2 separate regions of the Homo sapiens genome follow, and region 1 is linked to region 2. A link is a contact called in ENCODE Hi-C or POLR2A ChIA-PET data. All regions are on one chromosome and are shown on one strand. Each heading gives the region's core, a stretch centred on a gene start or an enhancer-like site at or near the end of the contact. The rest is flanking DNA. Distances are from core to core; before and after follow the strand shown. Region 1 overlaps SLC31A1 (solute carrier family 31 member 1). Region 2 overlaps RGS3 (regulator of G protein signaling 3).

Region 1 (3,182 bases), core at 52-2,551, 280 kb before region 2:
CTGTGGAGTTAGGCACACCTGGTAGGAACAGCATTGGAATGTATAATTCAAAATACACATGTATCTTTTTATTCACATGAATTCCATTTTATGTGTATGAAATCATCAAGATCAAAGTGAATATTAGATGAATATGAACTCTAGCTTATTGGACATTTAGAAGATAGAGTTTGATTAGTGTTGATTTTTTTTTATTTTAGATTTTAAAAACTTGTCTATGGGCCATACGTTAAGTACTCATAGTATCTCTGTGGAAGAGTTCTGATAAACTCTGGGATAGGCGATAGCCAGGCCCACATGTGGACTATAACTCCTGTAAAGTTACAGATAACAGAATTATATGGTCTAACATGCAGCTCACTTAGGCAGTCCTACCTTTCCAAATGTTTTCTTCAATGCCATATTCCCAGGGAAAATTGCTGCTGGGTAGTTGAAACTAGGTGCCTCACTGGACTTCTTCCTATTATTTGGGCAACTTGTAAAAGCTTACAAACTTTCTAGAAAGTAGCCCTGAAAACAGTTCCTTCGTTATGTTTTTAGCAATACCACAGAATACATGGTTCTATGTTATAGCTTAGAATTGCTACTACTCTTACAAAATTGGAACATAGAAAAGATGGACAAAAACCTAGTATAATGTATCATTATTTCCATTTCAAGATGGCGTTTTGAACTCATCTCTTTTCCTTCCCAAAATCCTAGTGAAATTATCATAGGAATATGAAGAAGCATTATTTATAGTCAGAAAACAGGGAGAAAGAAGCCAGAAACTTTAAAACATTTCAAAGAAAATGTGATACAGATGGGAATCAAATTGAAAAAAATGACTGACCACCTGATTCAACATAGATAAAGGCCATCTCTGTCGGTAAATTTAAATGGGTTAGATTCATTTGCACACCCCTGCAAGCTCCCAAATCAAGAACAGCAGAGATGGCCAGGCACGGTGGCTTACACTGGTAATCTCAGCACTTTGGGAGGCTAAGGCGTGTGGATCACCTGAGGTCAGGAGTTTGAGACCAGCCTGGCCAACATGGTGAAACCCCATCTCTACTAAAAATTAAAAAAAAAAAAAAAAAACTAGTCAGGTGTGGTGGCGGGCACCCATAATCCCAGCCACTTGGTAGGCTGAGGCAGGACAATCACTTGAACCCAGGAGGTGGAGGTTGCAGTGAGCCGAGATCGCACCACTGCACTCCAGCCTGGGTGACGAGAGTGAAACTCTGTCTCAAAAAAAAAAGAACAGCAGACATAAGGAAGAAGTGTTAGCTATGGGGTAGTTGGTGGACAAATCAAGGATTTGAGGAATTGCACTTATACCATATATAGAGAGAACAGTAGATTGAGAAGTAAAAATGAGTATTTATCAAGAACTTCCTGTGTTTAGACACTGTGCTTAAGTAAGTGTTTAAGTGTATACTGTCAAGAGGTAGTTGCTATAAACATCCTTAGTTTAGAGGAAACTAACTTACCCTCTTAACCACTGTGCTGTGGCCTCAGTGAACTCCTGCTAATAATTCTTTAAAACAATCCTATGAAATAGGTTAGTTTTATTTTCCCAATTTTAGAGCTGAGGCAAGAAGATATTAAGTAATTTGCCAAAGGGCCCACAACCAGTAGGTACAGTTTTACCGGTTAGAGAATGAGTAGATCTCCTTGTGTATTTGAATAGCTGCCATAATAAAGAAAGGGGAAATATCTTTTCTACCCACAGCTTCCTCCTTGTGTTTTTTTGTTTTTGGTGGGCTATTCAGGATCTCAGATCGAATCCCAATCTCAGAAAGACAGTTGACAAACCCTGGAGAGGTCAGCTGGGAACAAATGTAAAAGTCTCAGCAAAACGGTGTACTTCCTGTTTGAGGTCTGTCTTTCTGGTAGTTCAATCCCTGTATTTCACAACTAGTCTACAAAAATAAAACTACAAAAATATTTAATTTCCCCTCCCTCTGGGATTTAGAGATTTTACTTACACAGTGCGTTAGAAAACCTCTCTCAAATCCCAAAGACGAGTGATTTGGTATTAAATTCAGTGTTAACCCCCAAGTTCTTTGATTATTAGGTGGTGGTCTGTGCAAATTTTATGTGAGACTGGGCTAACTCTGTGACCTTTTTGGAATTTCAAAATAAACAAATGCATTATTTTAGTTCCTGGTTGAATCTTGGCTTTCTTTTCTTTATTACTGATACATAATAATTGCACATATTTATGGGCACAATAATTAATAATTGCACAATGTATAATGATCAAATCAGGGTATTTAGGATATCCATCACCTTCAGCATTTATCATTTCTTTGTATTGGGAACATTTCAAATCTTCTAATTATTTTGAAATATACAGTGTATTGTTGTTGACTATAGTCACCCTTCTGTGCTGTCAAACACTAGAACTTACTCCTTCTATCTAAGCATCTATTTGTTCTGTTAACCCATCTGTCTTCAATCCCACCCTCACCCCACCTTGAGTACACACATATACACCCTTCCCAGCCTCTGGTGACTGTTCTACTCTCTACCTCCGTAGGATCAACTTTTTTGGCTCCCACTTATGACTGAGAACATGCAATATTTGTCTTTTTGTTTGACTTTTTTTTTTTATTTTTTGAGACTGAGTCTTGCTCTGTCACCCAGGCTGGAGTACAGTGGCGTGATCTTGGCTCACTGCAACCTCTGCCTCCCGGGTTCCTGAGTAGCTGGGATTATAGGCACCTACCGCTACGTCCAGCTAATTTTTGTATTTTTAGTAGAGATGGGGTTTCACCATGTTGGCCAGGCTGGTCTCAAACTCCTGACCTCAAGTGATCCACCCACCTCAGCCTCCCAAAGTGCTGGGATTACAGGCATGAACCACCGCTCCTGGCCATCATTTTTTTTTTTTTTTTTTTTTTTTTTTTAGCTCTCACTTGTTGAACATCCAGTTCTTAGATTCTGTGTACTAAGTATCTATGTTGTACATCTCTGTAATTCAGAACTGTGGTTCTCAAGCTTTAGCATGCATAAGAATTGTCCATGGAACTTGATAAGCACCTAAATTTTGAGGCCCTACTCCCTAAGAGGTGATTCAGTGGTGTGGCATAGGGTCCATAATTTTTATTTTTACCCAAACTTCCCTGATGATTCTGATCCAGGTGGTCCTTGGACCACACTTTGAGAAGCACTTGAGTTAGGAAAGTAATTAACAT
Region 2 (2,747 bases), core at 187-2,686:
GGTTGCCCACTCTTCTTTTATATGGGTATACTGTATTTATTTAACCAGTTCTGTATTCAGATACTTCTGTCTACTCTTTTGCTATTGTAAATAACCCTGTGATGAAAATCCTTGCGCATGGATTGCCTCTCTGATTATTTTCCTTGGGAGAGATTGCTGAAAGGGAAATGACTGGGTCATGGGTCATAAACATTTTAAAGGCTCTTTACACATATTGACAAATTGCTTTGCAGGAAGATTCTAATGGTTTATCGTCTTATCAGCAGCATAGACATGACTTGGCCCCACGGGCTTCATTTCTGCCTGTGCCTCTCTGGTCTCCCTGGCATCCCAGTCTGAGCCTGTCACTGTCCAGTAGGCACACTTTGTTAGGATGCAACACATCTCTGGGAGCTCACACGCCTCCCCTTAGACAGCTCTGTCAGCAGGGCCTGGCCTTAGCCTTTCTGTGGGTCTCTTCTCTTTCTTAGCATGTGACACAAAGTTCTTGGCATCTACAATGTCTAATTTTCTTTCTTTTTCTTTTTTTTTTTTTGAGATGGAGTTTCACTCTTTTTGCCCAGGCCGGAGTGCAAGGGTGCGATCTCGGCTCACTGCAACCTCCACCTCCCAGGTTCAAGCAATTCTCCTGCCTTAGCCTCCCAAGTAGCTGGGATTACAGGTGCCCACGACCATGCCTGGCTAGTTTTTTGTATTTTTAGTAGAGACGGGGTTTTACCATGTTGGCCAGGCTGGTCTCGAACTCCTGACCTCAGGTGATCCACCCGCCTCGGCCTTCCAAAGTGCTGGGATTACAGGCATGAGCCACCACATGCGGCCTGTGTCTAATTTTCATGTTCATTTTAATATTTGTATAAGAAACTACTTCTATTTAAGAGACAGTCTCTCGCTGTGTCCCCCAGGCTGGAGTGCAGTGGTATGATCACAGCTCACTGTAACCTCAAGCTCCTGGCCTCAAATGATCCTTCCACCTCAGCCTCCCAAGTAGCTGGGATTTCAGGTCCAGCTTGCTATTTGTTTCATGATCTTTCTTTAAGCACCTTGCTTGATGTCATGTACTTAGAAGCCATATTAGAAATATACAGTCATAAGGACAAGTCCTGCTGGGTAATCCAGAGCTTAGGGAGCTTCCTCTGGGCTGGGCTGGGCAAGGTGAGGGAGTAGGGTGAGAGGTTTGGGTGATAATTGACCCTTGGGGGATTGCCTGAGAAGGAGACAGTTCAAGTGTGCTATGAGTGCAGAGCAGGGACTGGCCTGGCTTTGAAGGGACTCAAGTGACCAAATCTCTTGGCATGTGGCTCTCAGGATGCCTCTTGGTCCTGTGAGGCATGAACAGGATAGATGGGGGATGGCGGGGGCTGGGAGGGCCCAGGAGCCCAGTGCAGTGGGGGGTGAGAGCTGGGGCTGAGGACTGCAGAGGGCCTAAGCCTGTGGTTAGACTTCCTGTCAATGAGTGTAGCTCTCACGGTGAGGGTTGATGGGGAAGGTGGCAGCAACAGTTCCACAGGACAGCAGCGTCTCTCTTTCTGTTTCCATCTTATGTATGAGGGGGTGTGTGGGTTCTCGGGTCGGTGGCGGGCTGACAGTCTTCTCTGGGTCAGAGGGTTCTCTGTGGCTGGCTTTGACAAGCTGCTGCTTCCTCCCCCCGGGTCCTCACCCAGCCTCTTTTTGAACTGCCCACTCAGCCTGCTTTATTTCCAGCCTCTAGATCTCTGTAATCCTGCCCGGACCCTCCTGCTGTCAGAGGAGCTGCTGCTGTATGAAGGGAGGAACAAGGCTGCCGAGGTAAGACTTTCACCTGCATTTTTTAGGGGGCTTTCTGGGTGGGCTTCATTGGCATTCTCCAGGCCCCTCACTTTGGTCTCTTCCTGAGTATCTTAGAATTGTACATTCTCAGGGTAGGGGAGACCTGAGAAGGACCCCGCCACTCTCCCTAGCAAAGGCTACCCAGCTTTTTCTTGTACATCTCCTTTCAAAAGCTGTCGAATCCTTCTTTGATGGTTAGAAAGTTTCCCCAGCCCCTAAAGACACCCCATTGTTTATCCCACCTTCCTCTCAGGAGCAGAAGAGATGGCAATTTACCCTGGCTGTGGGGAGTGACTTTGGTGGCAGGAAGAGTAAAGCTATTAGCCAAAGTGAATTTTTAGACCAGCATCAGTTTACCTGAGTTTTCTGGGCCTGTTTTAACCCAAATCCCATGTCCTCTTCTGAGAGACGAGTCTATGATTTCGCCTGGGTTGTAGCTCTGCCTGTGGGGTGCTGACATGGGACCTGTGTCACCCTTCCTGGGAGCTGGCCTGGGATGCTTTTCTCTAATTGGGAGAACTTCATTCATCTACACAACCCCAGAGCTGGTCAGTTCAGTCTCTGAGCTTAAACTACTTGGGTACAGAAGTTGGAGCCCTGGGCTCTGCCCTGGCTACCTGGGGCCATGGGGTGAGGGTAGCAGGCTCTTTGCAGATCAGGCCCCAATGTAGAGCTGCCTTGGCTGAGTCGAGTGGCAGCTTGGGGTAGTGGAAAGATCAGGAAACTTGGAGACAGGAAGTTTGTATCGAGACCCAGGTCTGCTGCTGGCTCACATGTGATTTCTTCCTTCTTCCTCAGTCTTTCCATCTGAGCAGTAGGTATGTGTGTATTTGAGGCAGTAAGGGCAGGGTCAGAGGTTGGTCTGTAAGGACGCTTTAAACCTCAGCCTTCTGGGACACTATGTGTGACTGTGGCTGAAGCAGGAGGTTGGTTTGTTTTTT

Evidence for each region. Hi-C counts contacts between places; a loop is a spot of excess contacts on that map. ChIA-PET counts read pairs that join two places held with the same protein, here RNA polymerase II (POLR2A). Pooled maps may share reads with other maps.
Region 1: a loop to region 2 is called in a pooled map, with 1.9 times the contacts of the local background. The contact joins two enhancer-like sites. A Hi-C loop is called at or near these places in 3 of 168 maps with a recorded cell type or tissue (CD8-positive, alpha-beta T cell, naive thymus-derived CD4-positive, alpha-beta T cell and natural killer cell), 19 of 37 single-sample maps with no recorded cell type and 12 of 50 pooled maps. POLR2A ChIA-PET finds 5 or more read pairs at or near these places in 4 of 52 experiments (T-cell, activated CD8-positive, alpha-beta memory T cell, activated T-cell and 1 more).

The regions. Positions count from the first base shown.
Region 1 is chr9:113,231,615-113,234,796 of GRCh38, forward strand. The region is part of intron 1 of SLC31A1 (solute carrier family 31 member 1); the gene reads left to right. It overlaps LOC107987119 (a long non-coding RNA gene), which reads right to left. Exons shown (of 3, transcript XR_007061737.1): 3 at 3,164-3,182. Among named protein-coding and RNA genes, the nearest start is that of SLC31A1, 12 kb to the left of the region's middle. Within about 2 kb of position 1,302, at least 7 of the 41 ENCODE cell types and tissues checked have a DNase peak (open chromatin) inside an H3K27ac peak, as active enhancers do; they include CD8-positive, alpha-beta T cell and natural killer cell, where a contact is called at or near this core.
Region 2 is chr9:113,515,840-113,518,586 of GRCh38, forward strand. It overlaps RGS3 (regulator of G protein signaling 3), which reads left to right. Exons shown (of 23, transcript NM_001394167.1): 14 at 1,702-1,785. Among named protein-coding and RNA genes, the nearest start is that of RGS3, 53 kb to the left of the region's middle. RefSeq lists enhancers at 1,396-1,645, 1,806-1,935, 2,337-2,626. Within about 2 kb of position 1,437, at least 10 of the 41 ENCODE cell types and tissues checked have a DNase peak (open chromatin) inside an H3K27ac peak, as active enhancers do; they include CD8-positive, alpha-beta T cell and natural killer cell, where a contact is called at or near this core.